Linked DNA regions of Homo sapiens: region 1 is linked to region 2. The links are chromatin contacts, found by Hi-C in ENCODE. All regions are on one chromosome and are shown on one strand. Each heading gives the region's core, a stretch centred on a gene start or an enhancer-like site at or near the end of the contact. The rest is flanking DNA. Distances are from core to core; before and after follow the strand shown.

The links. Hi-C counts contacts between places; a loop is a spot of excess contacts on that map.
Region 1: a map of prostate gland shows a loop between it and region 2 (3-fold over the local background). The contact joins the promoter of ARHGAP6 here to the enhancer-like site in region 2. A Hi-C loop is called at or near these places in 2 of 168 maps with a recorded cell type or tissue (posterior vena cava and prostate gland) and 2 of 37 single-sample maps with no recorded cell type.

Annotation. Positions count from the first base shown.
Region 1 is chrX:11,662,560-11,669,548 of GRCh38, reverse strand. ARHGAP6 (Rho GTPase activating protein 6) reads left to right here and starts at 3,629. Exons shown (of 13, transcript NM_013427.3): 1 at 3,629-5,308. The coding sequence starts at 4,721.
Region 2 is chrX:11,623,740-11,631,222 of GRCh38, reverse strand. All of the region lies in intron 1 of ARHGAP6 (Rho GTPase activating protein 6), which reads left to right. Among named protein-coding and RNA genes, the nearest start is that of ARHGAP6, 38 kb to the left of the region's middle. RefSeq lists a silencer at 1,408-1,517. Within about 2 kb of position 1,507, at least 3 of the 41 ENCODE cell types and tissues checked have a DNase peak (open chromatin) inside an H3K27ac peak, as active enhancers do.

The DNA.
Region 1 (6,989 bases), core at 2,380-4,879, 36 kb before region 2:
ATATTAAAACCTCAAGTGTGTACCTGGAGGGTTCATGGTTCCAATTCTGGGCTATGTGAAATTGATCCAAAATATTGAGCCAAAAACCTTGCCTGTTGGTATATAAATGTAATAGAAGACAAAAATTTCCTGTACTCAAAGACTCTAGGTTTACCTCCACTGACGTTTGTCGATTGTAATTTAAGTGCTTTGGCAGCTGGCATAGGAATCTAAAGAAACATTTTTAGTTCAGGCATGGGGAAGTTGGGCTATTTAATGCAATTTGCATTCTTAAGCCTTGTAAAATTTCTCCACATATCTCTCATGTATTCCATGCATGTCACACAGATTTAAATGATGCTTCTTTTTCATGTTTCAGGAGCTTGGAGACAGAACCCGGACTTTTATGGGCAAGTGAGATGCTGTGAACTGTTTACCCACTAAGAACATAGAAATGATATCGGGGGATCATGATCAGTTTGAGAGACATGGGCAGGATGAAATGAAAATCAACAATGCTAAAAGTTGGGAGCCAATCAGATAGAAGTCTGAAATATTATATGACACTCAATCAGAAAGTTCAGTGTGATTTGAGACTGTTTAAGCAATGGGATTATATAACAAACAAGAGCAAAATAGGATGCCCTAACCTGGAATATTGGACCTCAGGACTGAAAAACAAAAGCAACTGGAGGGAGTCCAGAAAAGATCATCTACAGTGATGGTTTTAAAGCAAAATATGAACTTTATAGTGTAGCCAAACCACAGAGTCAGACCCAAAGGGCATGATAAAAATCTACAAATAGCTTTGGGGTCTAAACACCAAGGATAAAGAGGAATTTTGGCTGGAGATATGAAAAGCTTCAAGGGATAAAGTTAAGGAAAAGGAAATTTAGGTTAAGCATCAGAATATATCCTTTGATAGTAAGATGTGTGTGTTTGTAGAACAGTCTCTCAAGGGAATAGAAAGAATACTGATGAGTTTTCTAGGATCTCTGATAAGAGGATAGCTTGATGTCAGTCCAAGGATTCTAGAACTTCCATTGGAATATTCTTGTGCCATGACCAGATGGAATAGATAGCATAAGATGTTTTTTAAATCCTAGATGTCTACAATAATTATCATTGGGAATGAATAGTGAACAGAATGTTCTGCTCTTTAATGAAAGGTATCCCAAGTCTTTGATTAACTTTGTCTCTGAGGAAAAAATTAACAAATATAGGCACTATTTTCAATATCAAATGCCCTAATAGAGAAGCAAAGCAAAGTCTTAGAAACCTGCTTTTGAAAGCATATACATTAAAACTATTTATTTCTTGACTACCAATTATAATGCTTCTGAAGCTAGCTGATGAATTGTAAGAAGGATTCTGGGAAGCAATGTAACAAAACCAGCCATTTTTTGAAATTGGTAACCAAAACCCATAGATCTTCCTTAACTGAATTTGGCATAACCTGACAGTTGATCAGAAAGGCCAATGTGAGTTGAGTCTATATAAACAAAGAGAATATATAACAAACAAGAGTTAAATAGAATGCCTTAAATAGGAATGAATGAATCCACCATAAGCCACTATGACTGCAAGGTAAACCTAATAGCAGTCAGGTTGAAAATCAAAATAGTTTTAAAAAAATCCAAAAAAATTCTTACAAAGTCTTTCTAGAAGAACATCAACATCCCCTGCCCCAGGTATTAAAAGCACACATACTTACACTGAGTTTTTAAAAGGAGCCCCAGTCTAATTTGATTAATATTTAAAACAATTTATTCACTGTTCCCAACAATGACACAAGTTTCCAGTTTCCTGGAGGGTCAGGAACACTTGGAAACTAGATGATGAATTAACTGGCATGTGTGTGTTCCAAGCCCTAGGAGTGCTAATAGAAGAATCCCTCTGCTGGTTGGCTCTCCAACACCCATGAGCAAGAATGTATGCCCTTGTGCCTGGGGGCATTCATACTAGCCTATACAGTCATGGCAGGGGTTCATTTGCTACCCCATGGTTATCATATGGGGTTAGAGAAATATATAAATCATCAAATACAATCATCAAGTTGCTCACCCCCCTTGAGTTATAAGTGATTCTGTGAAGTGACTCTGTTAACCATCTACCCCGAATGCCAAACTCCACTGAGGCATAACCATGCAATGAGGCATAACCATGCATTCGTATCCCAGTGGTAGAGACATTAAGTGTTTCCATTACCAGTGATAAATTACAGTTTTGTTACTAAAGAAAGGGCAGACAAGACCCACACACTTTTACTTCTAATGTGACTTGTATGAGGAGGGAAGAAAGCCAATGCCAACAAGCCCCCAAATGTAACTTGGCCTGGGTGTAGTTAGGCAGGGGAGCAAGAGCTCTTTTTAAACACTGTGCCTGTCAGCAGCACACCTGATTGACAGCCGCTGAAAATACTTAAGAAGCTCAGGGTGAGAAGAGATGGACAGCGATGGGGGATGGGAAACTAGAATCGAACTCTGTCTTCAGACAGCAGATAGCTCATTAAAGCTACCGGAAAAAAAATCTCTAAGGGTGCAGTCTGTTCGGCTGCGTTTACAAAAAACGAGTACAGCCAAGACCTGGGAGCCCGACGCCCTTTGTGGAGACAACGAATTCTCCTAATTAGATTTCATGACGTACCTCCTCCAAAATAGCTGAACACCTAGGAACACCAAACACGCTTTTCAAAGAGTCTAAGTAAATTAACTTTTCCCCTGAATATGTCATAGGGAATAAAGGAAGTCTTCCAGAATCAAACTTGGACAATTCTGGTAGATATGCAAGAGGAATGTTCGTGTCCAACATCTGTATTTATAATTTCATTGTATTTTTTCTCCAAAATAAAAGAAATGGTAGAGTCACCTTTACATTTATATAAAATTATCTTCATCCCTAAGTGATAAAAGAGGACACAAACACAAAGTAGACATTTCCAACATTCTGTCTGCTCCCTGCTGAGATGGTTGTAAGTTGCATTGCAAAGCTTAACTGTTACATCAAAAAGCCCTCCAAGAGGGCGAGGCTTTGCGCTTTATAGATTCCAGGGGTCCGACAGCGGGAGAAGCTGCTTTCAGACTCATCTCCTTGCCGGGAAGATTGATTTCCCCAGCGTTCTCCAGCTTCCCAGGACTGTGGCCACCGCGCTGAGACCCGAGGCGTCCCAGAGCGGGACGCGGAGACAGATCGCTTTGTGAGCGCCAATCTCTGCAGCCTCTGGGCTGAAGCTGCGCCCGGCGCCTGCCCCCTACCCGGCCTCACTCACCCCTCCTCCTAGAGCACGTTTCCGCACGTGCTCAGGACCCCTTCCACGGCAAAGGCTCCTCCCCCTCCACTTTCTTAGTAGGTCTCCATCTCCAGCTCATTCATCGGCAGCCACTGCTTTTAGACAGTTTCCTATCTATCCTTCCTTTTTAAAAACAAAAACAGCCGGGACAGGGCGGGGTGGGGGGGCGCGGGGAGAAAAGGCAGGAGATTTAACTCCAACTTCAGAGCAATCGTCCCCGGCTGCCCATCTGACACCAGTGGGTGGGGTGCAATCTGACACTTCCCTTCCTTTCCAGAAACGTGAGTGGAGCTGGCGCGACCCTTGATCTGGGGGTGGGGAGACGGGGGAGAAGGTCCGCACTTCCGTCCTCACGACTTTCTCCCCAGGAGACCCGGTATCAGTGGCGAGCTGCCTTCTCTCCTCGCCGCTTGCAGGTTTGGCGCCTGGAAAACTCTTCACGTTCTGCTTTCTCCTGCTCCTGGCTCCGCCCCAGCTCCAGCCCCGGCATTCCTCCAGCTCTACACGTCCTGGCCGCCCCCTTCCCGCTGCCTCTAGAGCGAGCGTACGGGGTCATCTCCGCGTCTGCCCTGGGCCCAAGGCTGGGCTGCGAATAGCGTGTTCCTCTCCGGCGGAACACACACACCCGGCCTTGGGGCTGTCTCCTGAGCTCCCTCCTCCACGGAGAGCGCTGAGCGCCGCCGGGAATTCCATCCCACCGTGGGCACGCAGTCTTTGGAGGTCCCGGGCGCAGCACGCTCGGTGTCCCCACACTGCAGCAAGACAGAGACCCCGCGGGAACCTTGAGCTTGGAACAACCCTTGAGCCTCTGCAGTCGGAAGAGTGGGCGCAGCAGCCCAGCGGAGGCCAGGCGCGCAACCTCGGGCGCCGGGGCAAGGAGAGAGTGCAGGGAGGCGCAGCTCAGGCGCCCGGCTCAGGAGCGGGAGGAAGTTCTCGCGGCGCCGGGAGCGCGGTGGACGCGCCCTGGGCGCACGCCCAGGCAGCCTTCTCCCTGGCCCTCGGGACTGTCCTCGGGCCGCAAGGAGGAGCTTGCTGGAGTCTTAGAGGCCATCCAGAGCCAGCGAGCAGGAGCGCTGCGTCTCCCGCCTCAGCTAGGAAGGGGGAGTGGCGCTGGCAGGCTGGAGCTGGGAACCCAGCGAGCGCCTGACCTTCCTCCTCCTCTTCCTGACCCTCTTCGCGTCTTGGGCTCCGGAGGAAGGTTCTAGCGGCTGCAGGAGGTCCCCAGACCCATTTTCCTAGAAGGCTGGTGATGGATCTGCTGCTCCTGCCGCCGCCGGGGCACTTGGAGCGCACCGGCGGCGCGTGAGCTGGGCTTTGCTCTCCACTGCCCTGGGCAAACCCCGGGCCAGCCCCGCCTGGCACCTTTGCCTGAGTCCCTTTCGGTTCCCGACCCAAAGCCACCAGCGTCCAGGGAGGGAGGAGGAGGTGGTCCTCAGGTGCAGCCCCGCCGAGATGTCCGCGCAGAGCCTGCTCCACAGCGTCTTCTCCTGTTCCTCGCCCGCTTCAAGTAGCGCGGCCTCGGCCAAGGGCTTCTCCAAGAGGAAGCTGCGCCAGACCCGCAGCCTGGACCCGGCCCTGATCGGCGGCTGCGGGAGCGACGAGGCGGGCGCGGAGGGCAGTGCGCGGGGAGCCACGGCGGGCCGCCTCTACTCCCCATCACTCCCAGCCGAGAGTCTCGGCCCTCGCTTGGCGTCCTCTTCCCGGGGTCCGCCCCCCAGGGCCACCAGGCTACCGCCTCCTGGACCTCTTTGCTCGTCCTTCTCCACACCCAGCACCCCGCAGGAGAAGTCACCATCCGGCAGCTTTCACTTTGACTATGAGGTTCCCCTGGGTCGCGGCGGCCTCAAGAAGAGCATGGCCTGGGACCTGCCTTCTGTCCTGGCCGGGCCAGCCAGTAGCCGAAGCGCTTCCAGCATCCTCTGTTCATCCGGGGGAGGCCCCAATGGCATCTTCGCTTCTCCTAGGAGGTGGCTCCAGCAGAGGAAGTTCCAGTCCCCACCCGACAGTCGCGGGCACCCCTACGTCGTGTGGAAATCCGAGGTAGGGACCAGCGCTGCGCGTCCCACGGCCCAAGGAGGAGGCCCCCAGGCAGTTTCAGGAGACCGCCTTTAATTCCATTACATTTACAGAGCAAGGCACCCACTAAGGGGTTTCCGTGGTGTGGGTTTTCCTCTTCTACTTGCTAAATGGTGCCTGGAAATGGGATGTCCCTAGTGGCCACCCGCTTGTGCGTCTTGTAGGACTTGTTGGCTCTACTTTGGAGCAGTCGTGGGAGCTGGAGAAAGAGATGGTGTTCTGGTTTTCTGTTAGTGCTGCAGGCAATTTCAAAGGGTCACCTTATCCCTTCACCCAATGTTGATATTTTTTCCAACTCAAATATCTATTGCTAAGCTGTTTGTAACGATTGGATGAAATATATTTTGAAATATGTCTGCCATCTTGTTCTGTAGAGAATTCAGAAACATTATTTTGGAGGGTGTCATTGACTGTATGAGTGAGTGTGTGTGTGTGTTTGGGTGGCAGGGGGGACAAGAATTCTCTAGTTTTCACCTTTTCTTTCCCTGAAGGGGCAATTTCAGAAATCTATGGTACTGAGTATTAGTTTAACCTAGGAGAAGAAGAAAATCTCTGTGTAGGGGTGTGAAAGATCATGGAAATATGCTGATGCCTAAATTCCATTTAGAACAATTAGTAGTTTAGTGAAGAATCAACAATACATAGGGGACTCAGAGGGAGCTATCAGATACCCTTAAAATATTTGCTGTCCAGTTAAGAAAAATAGTGAATTGACCTATTGGGAAACTGTCACTGATGGGCGCTTTGAAAATAACACACTTTCAGAGAATAGTAATTGTTTTAAAAATGAACAGCCCCTATCCCCTTCGGTCCACAAACTCTATAGGTTTGCCTTGGATCTGTTTCCATAAGGGAAGGGAGATTCCATCAGTTGTAATTTAATATTTTAAAGTACAGTTAGCATTACAGAAATGAAATGAAATACCATGTAATTGCTGGAGATTTAGGCTAAATACACAACCAAGGAAAACCGTTTGAAAATAGCATCTGAGATCATACTCAGCTGTGTTAATGTGAGATAACTGTTAGACTTTGGCTTTAGTAAACCGCCTTAGAAAAATAAGCATCATTTATCAGAATTATTAGCATCACATATTATTAATGTTAGTTACTGTGTCAAAGTAACTGAGGCTGTTAGGTGTTGGGGGTGCAGATTACAAAAAACTAACAAATTTTGCTAGGTCTTTTGCCCATTTTCTTGAGAAAGATAGGCAGTAGAAAGGAAAGTCGAGGCAGAGGGCAAGATGTTACCTCCAAACCAGGGAACTCAAGATTAGAAAGAGCATCAAAAATTGAAATGTTGAATTTCTCTTGGTCTTTAGGAGGGGCTGGATTCTCATTGTATTTCAGAAGCACACATTATCAGATTAATCTGTACAAGTTGAGAGAAAGAGAAATACAAAAGCAAGCCAGCATTTTGGATTAGCTAGCTAACATTCGTGCTTAAAACTAATTGCATCATTAAGAACATTTCTGCTTTTCTTAGCAACCATATACATACTTGGAATATAGTATACAGATGCTGCTCATTACTGTTATGACCAAAAGGCATGTGGCTGTAGATGATTTCACTTGTTGCAAATTATCTTCTTATCCATTAGCATCTCATAATTAATGGACAAGGATCTGAACTGCAGTGATACTG
Region 2 (7,483 bases), core at 258-2,757:
AGAGTTGATTATTTTGATGAGCATTTTACTTAAAGACATATGGCTACAACACAGACATTGCACAAGATCTTTTATCTATGCATATTTGAAATGATTGTAGATTTCCAGGGGCCTGAATTATCTGAACTATTATCTCTGTTCCATTTACATGAGTGACATGTCCTTTGGCATAGAGACAATCATCAACTCTCTTCAATTTACCTTGTCCCAGCATTTTAAAAAAAACAGTGCCTGGCCAGGCAGCCAAGCGGCCGCTTTCATTGTTACTCCATCCCATCCTCTCGATAATCCTACAAATAAATTTTATTTTTCAATTTTAGCGATGAGGAAATCGGACAAAAAAGGTGATGCTATTCATATTAACATTGCATACTTAATCAAAGGTCGCTTCAGGATCCACACTTTGATTCATCTAACTTCAAAGCTTTGCTCAGAGTATTTTGTCTTATTGCCAGTCAAAGGAAGAATGTCGTTAACATTGGTCAGAAATCTTTTCCTAAATCATTGATTATTCTCTACCCCTACTCATTCTCCGCCTGTCCAGGTAACTATCTGCATTCATCTGCTTTTCTGTCTGTCCATCCATCCATCCATCCATCCATCCTTTCATTCATCATTAACTCAAACATCAAATGTTTATTGAGTACATGCCAGCCATCTTGCTAACTGCACTAGGCAGTAGACATACATTTGTGAACAGAAGAGACATGGTCCCCACCCTCATAGCATCTTTTTGACCTGACAGAACTGCACAGAGGATGGATTTTATTTGTCCACAGATTTATAGGGCCCAGGCATCTATATCATAAGTGGGATTTGATGTCTATATGTTTCATAATCTGCCCTTTTGGAAATCATTTGACTTGGACCTCTTGGATGTCTTGCTTTTACAAGTAGCCTAAATAGTGTATTGAAGAGGTTATAATCAGATTTTTAAATTGAAGGGTGGAAAACATATGACACTGCATCTTTTCTTTTTAACTGAATGTAACGCTTTACATAAACATTTCCCTCAGAGCTACTAAACACATGCCAAATTCTACTAACAACTTTCTATCTATCTATCATATATATATATTTGGTAATACATTTTTGTTGATCCTATCCCAAAAGCTTTCCACCCATTGCTTGTCACTTTGAGACAACAGAAACTGGCAGGAGGTAATTAATAGACTTGACCTGTAGGGTGAATACACACACACACACACACACTAGTTGGGGGAGCTTCGATTCTTTTCAAAGGACTTTGCTGGTGAGACTTGAAAGTGCCATATGCCTGCTGGGAGAAGTTTTGTTTTGGTAGTAGTTACTGGTTAGGCTTTGGAAATTTTTCTTTTGGAAATCTGGCTGGTTCTCAAAAATTGCCTTTAAGAATTGTATTTTGTAAGTTAAGAGCAGAAGCTATTATTAGCTGTGTGTTTGTGGTTGAAACATGAGGTCAGGTTTGGCAGGGAACTCTTAAGGGTGTGTGAATGCGAGCCTCAGCCCAGCCATCCTGTGGCCACTCAGTGCCTTGGGGAGCGGCTTATTCCTGGATACAGAGGCAATGCCTTTGTCTTACAATTCGTGGGAGTATGTGCTTTAATAATGGAATGCTTCCTTTGTGATTTAAGAGTGACTTATAGTAAATTTTTATTAAGGATTCAATGTCCTATTGAGAATATATATATGAATATATATAATATTTATATTCATAATTGCTTTATTAGATCAGGGATCATGTTTGTCTTGTTTATCATTTTATTCCATGTTCCAAGTGCAGTGCTTGGCATACATTATAAATATCAATATTTGTTAATGAATGAATGCATAAATGAATGAGTGAAAAATGACCACAAAGAGCACATGTAGAAAGATTAAAGACATATGTTAAATTGAAGGATAGAAGTTGGTAGTCAGAGAACATTTGTAGGTCAAGCACTTCCAAGTGATGGCAGATATCTAAGATGGGGTGACCACACTCATGAATTGCAAATACAGAATTCTCTGGACCTAAGAGAACTGTGGAACTGTGAGGTAATTGTATGCTCTGATGTTGAAGCCACTAAAGGTAATGGCAGATGAAGGTGGTGGAGATGGAGGAAAGTAGGCAGGTTCCCTCCTTTCCTAGCTGTCTCTTGGAATGAACTAAGTAATTTTGTATAGATGTGTAAAGATAGTAAAGATAGAAGATCTGTAAGACTCGAGCTCTAGCTCGTGTATACACACACACACACACACACACACACACACACACACGTATCTGAAGCATGGGGATGATCATATGACAGTAATAATAATTAAACACTTACTGTAAGCAGATGACCAAAATTAGCTGTGGTTGGACATTATGGAATGATTAGTACACATAATTATTTTCTGCTAATAACAAGACAGGAAGTATTTATACCCACATGAAATATTTAAGCAGGGAGAAAACAATTCCAGTTTTGCCAAACGTTTCTTATATCCATTTTGTGGAAAAGACTCCGTACTAGGGAAAAGGAGTTGATCTGTTCATTGCTCACTTGCTTTCACGTAGCAGATTTTTAGCGACACTTAGATGGTGAGCTCTGGAGGAAATGGCTATTATTATTCTAGTTCACAGCAGTACCTAAAATTGTGAATGGTTAGAATCTCTTCATGCTCTGATGACCCAACTAGCTGTAGAGTATCACAGAAAGAAATGTTGTCTTGCTACCATTTGCACGTATGCAAAATATGCAGAGAATATAGCTGTTTTAAAAGAAAGCTTTGTAAAAAGAAACTAGTAAGCTTTCAATAAGAAATCCTTTAAATCCTCAGCATTACACAATAATACAATTCCCTCTTTACAGATTCACTTATACCTTTACTGAATCAGAAGATGATGTTGGGGGAAAAGTTGCTTTTCAAATGTAACCATAATAGAATTTTCCCTGTATCTTTCAAATAATTGTCTGTGAAATCACTTTGTGATGTCTATTTCAGAAGCTTAGCCATGACAGCACAATCATAAATATTTTCCTCTATGTCAACCATTTTAGATGACAGACAGATCTATCTAGTACATTTTGTTTTCTTCTAAAATCTCAAATACTACCCAAGTCAGCTGTTTTTAAAGCTGTGGCCTAATAAACAATTGGATATTGAATTGCTTTATTGCAAATAAAAATGCCTCATCTTTGTTTCAACTTATTCTCAAATTACCAGTGACATTCACTTTTATATTACATTGTTAATGAAAGTTTACCTGTGGGTCTAAAAATAGAGACAAAAAGCAGTGAATTGACTGGAAAACTAACCATTAGGGATATTAATTTTTTGGAAACAGTAGTTTTATTCTGAATAGTGTACACTACCTGAAGGCTTGAAGGTTGCATATACCAGTCTCTGAACTCCATAGTGGAAATGATGTCTACCATAGCAATCATCACTTAATGAGAAATTACTACTTATTACGCCAGGTACTGAGTGAATTAGATTAGTAATTGCATTTTATCTCTCATTAATCTCATGTAAATAATGTTAATTCTCCACTTTACAGATGAGGAAACTGAGGACCAGAGATTAGATAATATGCTCAAAATCACACAATAAGGGCAAAGCTAAGACTTGAAGCCAGATGTGGGTTCCTAATCACTTTGACCTAATTACTGGGAGAAGCATAATAATAAAGACAATTTATTGTGACCTGTGTATTATGTATTAATGACTAAACAGCATTTTTGCATGTTTAAAAAAATCTCTGTAAGTGGTATTATTTGATAGGCATTATTCTGCAACATATTTTCTTTACTCAGCATAGTTCTAATTATCCATTTTAATTGTTATATAATATTCCATTTTATGAGTATAATATCAATTATTTTATCTCTTTTCCTATTGATGAACAGAGTATTCTTCAAAATTTTCTTGGCTATTCTTCAACACTTCTTCATTTACATAAGTTCTATGGTATGCTTATCTAGTTCCTGATTAATCATGTTGGAATATTGTGTGGAATTGTTTTGCATTTGTATATTAATTTAGGAAAATTGGCACACATATGATATTGAGACTTCATGTCATGAAATGGTATATCTCTCCATTTACTAAAGTAATATTATATGTTATTAGCAATATTTTAAAACTTTTTCAACATACCCTGTATGAATTTTCTTGCATGTATTCCTAGGAACCTTAGGATTATCATTGATTTTTTTTGTATGGTATGTTTACTTTCTAATTTGTTATTACTCTGATATAGCAAGGGCATTGATTGAATGTTGATCTTGATTAAACAACCTTGCTGAATTATCTAACTTGTTCTAATAGTTTTTCTATGAATTTCTGAGATTTTCTTTGGAATATCATCATATTTTTGCCAGTATGGGCTGTTTTATCTCTTTCTTTCCAATTCTTAGACATCTTAACTCCTTTATTTTTGTTTTGTTTTATTTACATTGATTGTGGCCTTCAGAAAAGTTTGGAGGGAAAGTGGTGATCTAACATCTTGTCTTAGATTTTAAAATAATGTCTATCAAGTTAAAAATTGGGAGTTCTTTAATTTTTGTTAAGAGTTTTTAAAATAATGAGTAATGAATTTTATGGATTTTTTGGTAAATACAATGAGATGCAGATATAGGTTTTCATGTGTAAGTTACTAATGTGGTGTTTTCATTTTTAGATTTGCTTTTCCATTGAACCATCCTTGCATTCCTGATGTACATTTTATGATGCATTAAGAAATACCTGCTATATTTTCTTCCAGACTTTAACATCTGTGTTCATTGTCAGGTAGTTCTCATATTTTAATTTTTTATACAGTCCTTATCAAATTAGTATAAAGAACATTTTAGCTTCTTTCAGAGAATTGGGTAATTTTTTTCCATTTTCTGAAATAGTCTGTACAGATCATAAAACCCTGTGAGCCTGGATATCATTTTCAAGGCAGACTTCAAATTGACAATTGAATTTCTCTGATGGTTATTTATTTGTTCTGGTTTTATGTTTTCTCTTGAGTAGTTTTTGTAATTTATATGTTTCTTGAAAATTATCCATTTTATCCAAGTTTTGAAATTTATTATATTACATTCATATTATTCTGATTTAAGATTTTATTGTATTTGTATTTTTTGAATTCTTAATATTGTGTATATGTATATTTTATTTTGGCATATCTGACTTACAGGTTGCCATTTTACTAGTTTGTCAGTAAAAAAACTAGCTTTTGCTTTTACATATATTTTATTACATCTTGTTTTATATTTCATCAATTTTTGCTTTTCTCTTATTCTGTTTTTTCATGGTATTTTATTTTATTTATTTGTGAAAATGTGTTGAGAATATATTATAGACCAGGCACTGTTTAGAGATTTGGCATACACTTAGTACAAAATTTCAGTAGTTATTGGAAACTTAATGACTCTTTTGTAATTTTTTTCATTTTTCATTTTCATGGATACATCACAGTTGTATATATTTACGGGGTACATGTGATATTTTGTTACAAGCATACAATGTGTAATGATCAAATCTGGGTAATTGGGATATCCATCACCTCAAACATTTGTCATTTATTTGTGTTGGGAACATTTCAAATCTTCTCTTTTACCTATTTTGAAATATATAACAAATTACTGTTAACTATATTTGTCCTATTACAGAATACCTGATCTTATTCCTTCTATCTAACTTTATTTTTGTATTTATTAGCCGAGCCCTCTTCATTCCTCCCCACTACCCTTCCCAGCCTCTGGTAACCACCATTCTATTCACTGTCTCCATGAGATACACCTTTTTAGCTCCCACATATGAGTGAGAACGTGAAGTATTTTTCTGTGCTTGACTTACTTCACTAACATAATGTCCTCCAGTTATATCTGTATTGCTTCAAGTGACAAGATTTCAGTCCTTTTTATGACTGAATAATATTCTATTAAACACACACACACGTAAACATATATACATATACACACACACACACACACACACACTCCACATTTTCTTTATCCATCAATCCATTGATGGATACTATATCTTGACTATTGTGAATAGTGCTGTAAAAAACATGGGAATGCAGATATATCTTTGACAGATGCATTTTCTTTCTTTTGGATGTATATCCAGCAATAGAATTGCTGGATCATATGGTGTTACAGTTCTATTTTTAGTTTTTGAAAATTCATATTGTTTTCCATAATGGCTATACTAATTTACATTACCACCAACAGTATACTAGCATTGCCTTTTCTCCACATTCCATCCGCATTTGTTATTTTCTGTCTTTTGGATATAAGCCATTTTAATTTGGTTGATACGATATCATATTGTGGGTTTGATTTGCATTTCCCTGATGATTAGTGATGTTGAGTATTTTTTCATATACCTGTTGGCCAATTTTATGTATCCTTTTGAGAAATTCAGATCTTTGGCCAGGCATGGTGGCTCATGCCTGTAATCCCAGCACTTTGGGAGGCTGAGGCGGGTGGATCACGAGGTCAGGAGATCGAGACCATCCTGGCTAACGCGGTGAAACCCCGTCTCTACTAAAAATACAAAAAATTAGCCAGGCGTGGTGGTGGGTGCCTGTAGTCCCAGCTACTCAGGAGGCTGAGGCAGGAGAATGGCATGAACCCGGGAGGCGGAAGTTGCAGTGAGCACTCCGGCCTGGGCGACAAAGCGAGACTCCGTCTCAAAAAAAAGAAAAAAAGAAATTCAGATCTTTTGCCCATTTAAAAATTGGATGATTATTATTTGCTATTGAGTTGTTTGAGTTCCTTATATATTCAGGTTGTTAACGTCAGATGAATAGTTGACAAATATTTCCTCCCATTCTGTATGTTTTCTCTTTACTTTCTTGATTGTTTCCTTTCCACTGCAGAAGCTTTTTAGCTTGATGTTATCTGATTTGTCAATTTTTGCTTTGGTTGCCTGAGTTTTTGAGGTCTTACTCAAGAAATCTTTGCCCAGACCAGTGTCCTGAAGCATTTGCCCTGTTGTTTTCTTCTAGTAGTTTCATACTTTCGGGTCATAGGTTTAAGTCTTTAATTCATTTTGATTTTATTTTTGCATATGATGAGAGATAGGGGTCTAGTTTCATTCTTCTGCATATGGATATTCAGTTTTCCTAGCATCATTTGTGGAAAAGACTGTCCTTTCCCCATTGTATGTTTTTGTACCTTTGTGTAAAGTGAGTAGGCTATAAAGTGTGGATTTATTTCAGGGCTCTCTATTTTGTTCCATTGGTCTGTGTCTATTTTTATGCCAGTACCATGCCGCTTGGTTGCTATAGCTTTGCAATATATTTTGAAGTCAAGTAGTGTGATGCCTCTAGATTTATACTTTTTGGTCAGGATTGCTTTGGCTATTCTGTTTTCTATTGTGGTTGCATACAAATTTTAGGATTTCCTATTTCTGTGAAGAATGTCATTGGTATTTTGATAGGGATTGCATTGAATCCGTAAATCACTTTGGGTAAGATGGATATTTTTACAATATTAATTATTGCAATTTATGAACATAGGATATCTTTCCAATATTT